Linked DNA regions of Mus musculus: region 1 is linked to region 2. A link is a loop called in an ENCODE intact Hi-C map of the cell type or tissue named here. Cell type or tissue: gastrocnemius. All regions are shown on one strand. Each heading gives the region's core, and the rest is flanking DNA. Links, peaks and the distances in the headings are about the cores only. Region 1 overlaps Rere (arginine glutamic acid dipeptide (RE) repeats). Region 2 overlaps Park7 (Parkinson disease (autosomal recessive, early onset) 7).

What was found. A loop is a pair of places that touch in the nucleus more often than their neighbours do. Peaks named below come from ENCODE experiments on the same cell type or tissue, not always from the same donor. Only the 100,000 strongest peaks of a DNase experiment are listed, where the experiment ranks them.
Region 1: a loop joins it to region 2, with 2.5 times the contacts of the local background. A loop is called at or near these places in 2 of 42 quality-filtered maps.

Annotation. Positions count from the first base shown.
Region 1 is chr4:150,486,062-150,491,430 of GRCm38, reverse strand. All of the region lies in intron 7 of Rere (arginine glutamic acid dipeptide (RE) repeats), which reads right to left. Among named protein-coding and RNA genes, the nearest start is that of Gm52709, 21 kb to the right of the region's middle. In gastrocnemius, for the core only: no CTCF peak of the experiment used is centred there; a DNase peak (open chromatin) is centred at 3,159; H3K4me3 peaks cover 2,887 bases; H3K27ac peaks cover 4,187 bases.
Region 2 is chr4:150,899,056-150,904,424 of GRCm38, reverse strand. Park7 (Parkinson disease (autosomal recessive, early onset) 7) reads left to right here. Exons shown (of 7, transcript NM_020569.3): 5 at 541-610; 6 at 3,331-3,417. Among named protein-coding and RNA genes, the nearest start is that of Park7, 8.2 kb to the left of the region's middle. In gastrocnemius, for the core only: a CTCF peak has its summit at 2,567 (motif pointing right); a DNase peak (open chromatin) is centred at 2,575; H3K4me3 peaks cover 4,865 bases; H3K27ac peaks cover 5,000 bases.

The DNA.
Region 1 (5,369 bases), core at 188-5,187, 410 kb after region 2:
ACTAGGAATGGAGGTTATAAGACTAAATGGCTGGGTAGTGGTGGTGCATGTCTTCAATCCCAGCACTCAGGAGGCAGAGGCAGGTGGACCTCTATGTGTCTGAGGCCAGCCTGGTCTACAGAGCAAGTTCTAGGACAGCCAGGAAATAATTCGTTTTTTTTTTTTTAAAGGAAGAAGTGACCCCTGCTCAACAGAAAAGATAATCACATAGCCACAAATAAATGTATATTTCAAAGAATGTTAACAGAAATGACCTCTAGCCCAGCTGAGTTAAATAACAGTTTGCCTGAGTGTCAGTATGATAGTGCACACTATTTTAAACATATATGTAAGCACCTGTGCCACCTGGATCAGAAACTTAGGATTCCAAAGATTATCAACCACGTGGGCTTTTCCCGAAGACTCATGAGCTCGTGCCTCTAAAGTCTTCCTTCAGCTGGTGTTTCCTACCTTCCCCCATCCAACATCTTTCACAGGCTTAGAACAAGTGTGTTTTTGGTACCAGGCTGCTCAAGATGGGCTGCACTCGTAGGCACACAAACTTGAAATGCACGGCTTCACTCAAATTCATGGTCGAGAGTCTAGCTCTTGCTCCTCTCTTGCTCTTCCCTTCTTCCTCCTGCTCTGTCCCCTTGCTCCTTCCTCACACCCCCACCCATGGCTTCCATGTGCTCATGGCCGGCCTCTATTTCTCTACTCTCTCTTTCTCTGCCTCTACTACCATCTTAACTCCCCTCCCCATGGCCTGAGTAAACTTTATTCTATACTGAAATAAAAAGATCTGAGAACTGTCCATTCTCTCTGAAGTCCATCCTCCTATGTTTCCTCCTACTTCCTGATAGTCCCAAGTGCAGCCAGTGGGGAATGAGCCAAACCGGCCAGCATTACCTACTGATCAACCTGCACAGAGGCCCTCAGCAACCAGGAATAACTGCGATGCTACCCTTCACCTCCAGACATGTCCCAAAACCCCAGACAAGAGACAGACATTCAGAAGCAACTTTCCCAAAAATGTATTTTCTCAAGACAGGAGAATAAAGAACAAATGCATAAACAGAGAAAGCAGTGTTGCTGATTTCAATGCATGTAAAATCAACTCGGAAACCCAGAGGTCACCACAAAGCAGAGCCAGGAACTCCAAATCTTCCATCAAAGCAGGTGGCTGTACCACAACGCCGTGCAAGCCGAGCAGCCAGTCAGCCAAGCAGGTGGACCGAGACTCTGAACGTTCAAACTAAAGAGGAGGAGGAAGTAAGGTCCTTCCAACCACAACCACAAGTCAGCATTCTCCCAAATGTTCAGGCATATGGTCTGCTTCCAGAAGCACTATTATACACTGTGGGAAACACTGGGTATTAACCCCAAACTTCCAAACATAATGTTCAGAAGTGCACAGTCATAAAAGAAAGTGACCCTCACAGGAATGGGAATCAAACACAGAAATATCAACTAAGACCCTAGCACCACCTTACTTCTCTACATAGCGTTTCTTTAGTTCAAATTCTACAATTAAGCATACAAATTTAATGCTTTAGGAATATTTTAAATGTCAGCACTGCTAAACCCTGGCCCAATCAGAGGCCTCTTCAGACAAGATCCCTGTCTCCAGCTAAGACCTTATGAGTCTTCTTCCTTAGAGTCAATACACAGTGAACTTTCCTGTCCCCTAGAAGATGAATCACATTCTTCTATCTTGTAGTGTTTTCTATAGTCCTTACAACTGCACAAAACCTGACTTATGTCTAAATTGTTCCCAACCCTAAAGGGGAGAGGAAATGACAGGCAGCAAGGCAATCCCAAATTTCTCTAATTCCCTGTCTGAGTAAGAATTCCACTGCACAAAATCTGCTAATCCTGATTGGCTCCCTAGTAAACCATAGTCACAGCCCCTACCTGGGCTCTCTCTGCAAACAAGAGGTAAAAACAAACAAAACAAAACAGCTTCACCTGGGTAGAGAGGGCTACTTCATGGTCAGACATCAAGCCACAGGTACCAAACGTGACCTTGTCCACACCTCTGCCTTCTTTGGCAGCAAACCCTTTCCATTTCCACTCTCCTCCTACTCAATGCAAAAAAATCACACAAAATACACATACACCACAGCAAAAACTAACATACAAGAATAAAGAAAAGTATGTGAATCTCAATTTTAACATAGATGTCAATGTTTATAGCCTCTCCAAGCTGGAAAGAGAATTGCCACAAACTCCAAAAAGAAGGCTTTGCTCCTTCAGAAAGAACAGAAGAGAAGCTGATGTGATATGACAGTTCCCTTTGAAAACACACTAAGATGATACAGTTGCAATCGTCATCCACAGCTATCCCCCTCATGTGTCACCTCACAAGAATTATAATTTGCTCTAGCGAACAGGCTCTCAATCAAAACAAGTTCCACCCACCTTCAAAGCAACCAATAGTTGCCCACCTACCACCCTTCCTAAAACAGCCAAACAGATCCATCCTGTGGCCCAGCGATCACCACAAGGCACATGGCTAATGAGGCAGTCTGCAGGTCTGCTCTGCAGGTCTTTAAGACAGACAAGCTCTACAAAATGCACTGGGCAAACCCAGGCTATAATCACACGGAAGAGAGGAAGAGGTGAAGGAAAGGGGTAGAGACATGGATAGAGACTCACAAAGCTTCACACTGTACATTTGCTTAATTCATCTCCTGGTAGACCCCATGCACAGCTCTGATTTTATGCTTCGCAATGCCACCTCTGCATGGCCAGCTGGCAGAATCAAAGGCTTTAGGCACATGCACTATGAATGGCAAGATGATTCATAAACATCTTCAGAAGGAGCTTGAGCAGCAAAGCCAATGTCTTCGAAAGGCCAGGGGAAGATCGCCTACCTGCAGGGGCTGAATGGATCATCCATGACTAACACGGGCTCTCGTGAGTCTAGCTGGATCCCTGCACCTCTACTTACTGCTAAAACTCTGCCCTTTTCTACTCTAAGTACTCAAAATGGAGGCCCATGCAGGCTGAGACCTCACAGAGCTCTCTCTCACTGAGCTTGTGCTATGACCTAAGCCTTCACGCAGAACGCTGAAACTTCCCTCACTCTGACAGGACTGAGCATGTGCTGTGACCCTCCCTCATCCACACACTGTCTCTCCACAACGCAATCAATCTCAACCCTGCTGTTTCCGTAAATAAAGACCAGCCAACAGACTCTGCAGCTTCTCCGAGCACACCAAGCTAGTGTGCAGGGAAGTGGGGCCTTAGAAAGGGGATTCCAGACAGCCAACACCAGGGAACTCCACAAGCCAAGCCAGAAGCGTCCGTCCTCAGGAGACAACAGCAAGTTTTCTTTTGTCTTTTCTATTTTTTAAGTAAGTCAGGTTTTTAAATAACCATGTTTTCAACAAAGAACAAGAACGAGGAAAACAGGTACAAATAACTGCACCTGAAATTAAGCGCAGAAACAGCAGCAGTGCTTAGGAGAAGCAACTAAACACATGTCTTTTTGAAAACGCACTTGACAAAAAGACCAAACAAGCAAGCTAGCCACATAGGTATGGCCACAATGGAGACAGCACTAATACAGCACACAAGGAATGCCATACTTCATGCAAAAAGAACCCCCAAATCTCCAAGTGATTAAATTACAGCATCCTCTAAGGTAATTAATATGAGCCCAGCCAGGTCTCCAAGAATGAACTGAAACAATAAAAACAGCAACAAGGTTCAGATCAAGGATGGGGGGGGGGGGGGGAAATAACCTCAGCAGCAGAGCACTAACCTAGCATGAACCATAATGGTTGGCTGACACTAACCCCCCCTCAGTTAAGTGAACGTGCATGCATATGCCCCTCCCCCCAAATGCCTAAAGACCATCCACTATAAACACCTCAGCATACTTGGAAAAACAAAACAAAACAAAAAAACAACTAACCAACCAACCAACCAACCAACCAAACAAACAAACAAAACATTTCAAGTGCCCTGATTCATTCTCGCACAACACTATCTATAAACCTAAATCTATTAAAACTCATTTTGAAAGATTTCTAAAGCCATGTAACAAGTCCATCTCACTACAGCAATACTGAGGACCAAAGTACTCAGTCACCCTGCCCACAGAGCAGCCAAGAGAGGCCCTGGTAAAACCCTGCAGAACAAGCCTGTCTACCCATCCAGCGTTCGCCTCCCACAAAGCACTGTTTATCATTATGAAATAGCAGGTACGCAGGTTACTCCCGCCTGCAAACTAAATGATCTTTACACCACTCAGTTATAACTTAAAGAAACATCACAAAATTCCCTCAAAACATAAAAGATTGGAAAAAAGGACAGGACCAACTGTTTCTCAGAAATGGAATGGAGTCAAAAAACGAAAATCTTTTCCAAGAACATGAGTTCTTACAGATTCTTAGAGCAGGACATGGTGCTCGGTACCATGTGCAGAGCCCTGTTCATCCTGTGAGACAACATGAGTTCTAAGCTGAGGAATCTACACATTTTCTGCAGAAATACAGCACACCTCAGTCACAGGGCTGAAGGTGAGACTCAGTTATAAGAGTGCTTGCCCAACATGCATGAAGCCCTGGGTTTGATCCTGAGGACCACATGTGCCAGGCAACCCTCGAATTCAAGGAGGTAGGACACCCAAAGTTCAGAGGCTCTCTCAAAAATGTAAAATTTCCTAAGTTCAGAGAGAGAACACATAAGCAGATTTATCTGAAATAGTTTCCCTTTGTCCCAACACATGAAAACAGGGCGACGGGGCGGAAGAGCATTTCCTTAGACCTGCTGCTGCGCTTAGACAGCGCAGAGCTGCTGAAATGGAGCCGGGCATCAAAGAAACTCTTTCACATACAAGAGGCTAACTCGTTACGACGGGAAAGAACTTAATAGCTACACACAGGAAAAAGTTACTATTACATAAAAAGTTACTCCAACTCAAGAAAATCTTATTTTCAAAATTATTGTTTGGGTCTCATTAGCTGCCCTGGGTGACAATGATGGCATGCAACCCAAGTGTCTTCTTCTGACCCCAGGAGGGATCCTGGCTTGTTCCTCCTCAAGAGGTAAACAGGTGACTGGCAGATCGTCCCCTGTGTGTGTTTTTCTGACATTTTGTTGTTGGCTAAGACAGGCAGCTTGTGACAGCTCCCCTGAGGGAGAAGGCAAGCAGGCTACCTACTTCCTCTTTCTTCCAGCTCATCTGCATTTTGAAAAACAAAACAACAGCTCCAAGTGGGGCTGGCTCTCCAGAGAGCTGCGCCCTGGACAGCTCAGCACTGCTTCTCCCCACACTTGCTCACACTGGCACTGGACACTGCTTCTCTCCACACTTGCTCACACTGGCACTGGACACTGCTTCTCCCCACACTTGCTCACACTGGCACTGGACACTGCTT
Region 2 (5,369 bases), core at 124-5,123:
AGCAAGGTTAGCCAGGTCAGTGGACCAGTGCTGCAGCAGCGGAGTGGGTTAAGCCTAGAAAGTGCTGCCTGCTCAGCCGAGGGTCCAGGACCGCTGTGGGACCACAGTGACAGTGTGAATGCAGGATGGCATCAGAGGCAGCCATTGCTTCTCGTTTCCAGCTCTATGTGAAGAGTCATGCAGGAAAGGAGGCAGGAGTAGGGAGTGGGCTGTTCCTTCTGGGGTCTCTGCCATCTGTAGCTGCTGAACCCCGTGTCCCCTCGCTTCTGCCTCTCCTAGAGCACAGGACAGGGTTACGTGCCTTGGTGACATTGCTTTTTCCTTCCTGTCGTCACTGTGGTGGGCCTTTCCCTTGGGGTGAGTGCCATTGGCCGGGCTTGAGAGCACAGACATGTTAGGAACCTGGCCACTTTTGTACTTCCGGGTTAGAGCGCTTTCTGGGAAACAGCTAGAAGCGAGTTAAGCTGGGAGTGAGGGTCCCAGCTTTCCCGTGAGAGACCGTGTCTCGATGGTGACTGGGTGCTTGGGTTCTCTCTCTAGTCGCCTATGGTGAAGGAGATCCTCAAGGAGCAGGAGAGCAGGAAGGGCCTCATAGCTGCCATCTGTGCAGGTGAGTAAGTGCGGGTGTGGAGCTGTAGCTGGCGAGGGGCTGGCCTGTCTCTGGGAGCTTGACTGCACACAGCTTGCCTTCAGGAAGCCAAAAGGCGCCCACACTGGCTGTTTGGTTTGGGTGGCATGAACTCGTGTCATGGCAGCACTGAGCCCAATTGTTGAGCTTTCTGTCTCTGTCTGCCCTAGGTCGCTAATCTGTGAAACTCAGTGTTTGCCCTGTTTGGTTGACCTCAGGGAAAAATCAGGCTTCTGGAATCCAGCAAACAGCTTGTTCCGGCGCATCTCTGTGCCAGCAGTTAGGCCTGCCAGGAGAGTCAGCAAGAATCTGACCGGCACAAACGCCACACATTTCCCCCGGCCTCGCCTGCCTGGGTGCGTGCTGAGTCTTGGCTTGGGTGCTCTTGAAACCCATGGCTTCAGATGAGCTCTCTCGTACATATCCTGAGCCTTGAGACTATAACAGTTTGCTTCCTGGCCCATTTCAAATCCTTGATGTGGCTTTCCTCTCAGGTGACGGTCTGGCATCCGGCGTCTTCCTCATCAGATGCCTTTTAAGTGTGTCACAGAACAGGTGAATCAGTGACTGAGGAGTGGATGGTTTTGTTTGGGGACCAAGGGACTCTATCTTAGCTCTGGTGCCCTTGCCTCCCCCAGGGGACAAAGCAGATACTGTAGAGACATCTGTGGCTGCTGTCTTACTGAAATGACATCAGACTGACAAGCGCCATCCTTCGGGCAAAGGCTGTGTGCTCCTCCCCTGTTTTAAGATCCTTCCTGGGAGCTGGAGAGATGGCTCTGCAATTAAGAGCACTGACTGCTCTTCCAAAGGATCCGGGTTCAATTCCCAGCAACTACATGGTGGCTCACAACTGTCAGTAACTCCGGTTCCAGAGGATCTGACACCCTTGTGCCAATGCATATAAAATTAAGTTAAATTCAAAACAAAACAAAACAAAAAATCACATTTGGGTTGTCTGGGAGACCAGGCTGTAACTGCCGTGCTGAGGGAGAGGCAGGGCTGCTGTGAGTTCAAGACCATCCTTAGCTACGTAAGAGAGCCTCTCTCCACTGAAGGAAAGAATGGAGGGAAAACATGTGGAAAAAGCTCTAAAAGTTCCCAGTTTAGGACCAAGCATAACTGAGCTGTATGTGCCTAGCATGTGAGAAGCTCCATTCAAAACCGACATACAAAGCCATTCTAACTCCCTGAAGTGACAGAGGTTGTGGGCATCATGGGATGCCACGATTGCATGCTTGAGAGCACATTAGAGAGCCACTGGGAGCACCTACGCATTGCCCTGGGCATCCCGTCTTAGGCTCCCACAGCTCTGACTTCCTGCCGTGCCGAGGCCCAGGGATTTCTGTTGGTTGGTGGTCTTGCAATCCCTGTAACCTGGACTGTCCTGACGGTGGGTACGAAGTCATCAGGGGGCTGGTGTCCTTCGCTGACCTGGGAGACCGGCCTCCCTAGGGTTTGCCTGGGTTTGTTCTTAGACTTGGCTGAAGGTAAACTGCAGTGTCATCGTGTTCCGAGTCGCTGACTGGAACAGCAGCAGCTGGCTCGCTCACTTGCGCTCAGTCAGACCTGAGGGCCTGGCCCTCCTCCGAACCAAGTCACTGTTAAAAAAAGAAACATTACTAGCAGACTGTCCTGTGTCACGGTCTCGGGATGATAAACAGAAAACTGGGGTGGCCCAGGCAGGGAGTGGAGCTCTGTAATGAAGCCTGTCTTCAATCAGCAGTCAAGAGTGACCGTGATGTTACAGTCAGGAGCTCCGTTGTTAGCATCACCCTCGGTGCTGCTGAGTCCAGAAGAAAGTCATCGCAGGGAGGCTTTCCTGAGGGGAGAGAAGGAAGCTTGCAGTGAAGCTTGTAGGTGGCCAGAAGCAGGGAGTGGAAGGACTTACCAGGAACCAGGACACCCAAGGACTTGTAGTTGGTGGGGTGTTCTTCAAGTGTCCACCAGGTGGCGCTGTAGGAAAGGGTGGGGTCTGCTGCCTTGAGCTTGCTGCCGGTTCCCAGAGCTAACTCTTGGCATGGCCTTCTTTTTGTTTGTTTTGTTTTGTTTTGATTTTTCGAGACAGGGTTTCTCTGTGTAGCCCTGACTGTCGTGGAACTCACTCTGTAGACCAGACTAGCCTCGAACTCAGAAACCCGCCTGCCTCTGCCTTTGCCTTTGCCTCTGCCTCTGCCTCCCGAGTGCTGGGATTAAAGGCGTGTGCCACCACGCCCGGCTGGGCATGGCCTTCTTTAGAGGCTCAGATAATGGCAGTGGTAAGTTGTTTTGTCTTCATTTTCAAATCAGGCCTTTGACCACATTAGTTAGTCACTTACTATGACAGGAAGGCGGCCGTGCACACCTTGCCCGGTGCTCACGGGGCTCATGGCGGGAGGATGCGCCTCTGTTGTGTTTAAGCAGTGGGATTTAGAGCCGTGACTGTTCAGACTCGGGTGTTTGCTTTAGAAGAATACTTCTGGTAAACTCTTTGTTTTGTCTTTGTTTTTCTGGGGCAGAGCCCTCTTTGTAGTCCTCACTGACCTGGGACACGCTCTGGAACTGACTCTGTAGACCAAGCTGGCCTGGAACTCACAGAGATCTGCCTGCCTCTGCCTCCTAAGGGCTGGGGTCAGGCGTGCGCCACCTCACACGCTGTATTTCTGTTTTACAGCACAGGTTCTCTCTCCCCTCTCATCTGTATATATACATCTTCTTCCTAGGTCCTACGGCTCTGTTGGCTCACGAAGTAGGTTTTGGATGCAAGGTCACAACACACCCACTGGCTAAGGACAAAATGATGAATGGCAGTGAGTATATCCCTCCCTCCCTGTGCTTCCCTATATGACAGAATCCTAGCCAAGTGGAGGGCTCCTGGCTCTGCACGCACTTCTCAGCGGCGCCAGCCCAGCCTCAGCCTGGCCACCAGAACCCTGACTCGACAGCGGGGAGGGTTGTGAAGTGCTAGTTTAGGTAGTGTTTTTACCGAATCCGTGACAGCAGTTTCAGCAAATGCCTTTTGCCCACAGTGCACAGTGCTGCAGACCTTTGGCAATGTCTTCAGTGGGCGGCCAGCTTGCTTGGTGATGCGTTTCCTTCCTATCAGCTAGGCATTTGAGTTTTATTAACCCTCTGAAAGCAATTTCTCTTTCTGGTGAAGTGAGCAGACAGGGTAGGAGGGCTGACGCGAGGCTGGATGCCCCTCCCCTTGCGCTTTCCTCCTTGCGCTTGTCAGTAAGGCCCGTGACGTGTCCTCTGTGACTCTAAAGCTCCGCTGTAGCCTTTCCAGGTAGTTTGTTATTCAGATCTAGTTAGGCCATTCTGCAGCCTGCTTTTGTGTTTGAGATGGGCCCTCACTGTGTTGCACAGGTAGCTTTGACCTGGACTGAAGCCATCCTCCTGCCTCAGCCTAAATGGGCGTGCAGGTGTGTGCCATATGAGGCTGCACCTTCTCACCTCAACCTCGTCATTACCTTTTTAGCTTTGGCAGGTTGACTTCACTGCTAGTTGGATTTCCTGTGTCTTGCTTGTTTCTTTGGCTCCTGGGTGTGGGCTGTGGTTGGTTTCTGCTTCTTTGCCTATGTGAACCCATGCTGTCGAGAAACTTCCTTAAGTTGCTATTTAATTTTCAGTTATGTGTGTGCATGAGGAGGTGTGCACAGAAGCCAGGAGAGGATGTTCTGTCCCCTGTGAGCCGAGTTACAGGCAGTGGTGAGCTGTCTGGCGCGAGTGCTGGGAATGGAACCCGGGTCCTCTGGCAATAGCGGGACATGCTCTAACCACTGAGCCATCTCTCCAGCCCTGAGAACATTCTTAAATACATACCTGGGCATAACTAGAGCTCCCTTTTTGAAGTAAAATAGTGTACACGCAGTTTTTAAAAGTTCGTACCTTTTTGTTTTAGAGGCTAAGATTCAGCAGTAGAGTGTGTGTTTGGTGTGCAGCGACACATGGAGTTGCTCTGTGACTGCACTTTCGCGTGTTCTTAGCTTTGTCCCAAGTGTTGTTTCCCTGAAAGCCTGTTGCTCTGTTTCAGTTATTAGAGGGAGACTGACTGTCAAACTGGGTGAAACCGCTCTGTTATGAGCTCTGGCTCTTGGGAGTTGAGTTTGTGTGAGCCTCAGGAAGTGAGGTCAGGGTAGGAAGGATGGCACGAACTCAGGCTGCGCTGTGCACCGTGTGCGCCATGTGTACCATGCGCACAAGGGGACAAAGCACATGCTGGTCCTGTGTCACCTGAGCTTCTGAAACACGGGTACTGAGGGCACACAGTGGGACCTCATAGCCTACACAGTGCCCAGCTTACCTGGAGCCTACGGTGTCTTGGCAAGGCAAGGAACCCGGCTCCCCTCCCCTCCTCTCTGTAATGAAGGCTCTCCCTCCCCTACATCATTGCCAGGGTCAGTAAGTCCTGGTTTTAGGACACTCTTTGTCCATTGTACCCTTTGAAAGCAGTCTGAGGGACAGTAGCCATCCTCCACGTGACTCTTGTAGGCGAGGTTCTTCTGGGGGCTCCGTAACACTTGGCTTGGGCTCCCCCTGCCCATGGCAGCAGCAGTAGTCCTCAGAAGTGTGTTGGATGAGTGAGTACTCAGGCAGCAAGGCCTGAGGGCAGGCTGAGGAGGCGCGTGCTCAGAGGCTGACTGCCTTCTCTTGAGGGATCAAGGGCCAAGGACTTGGGCTCTCTGGGCTTTGGGTCTCTATGGAAACTGCTCTGCAATGGTGTTCCCTGATTGTCATAGACAGGCCTAAGTAGTGAGTG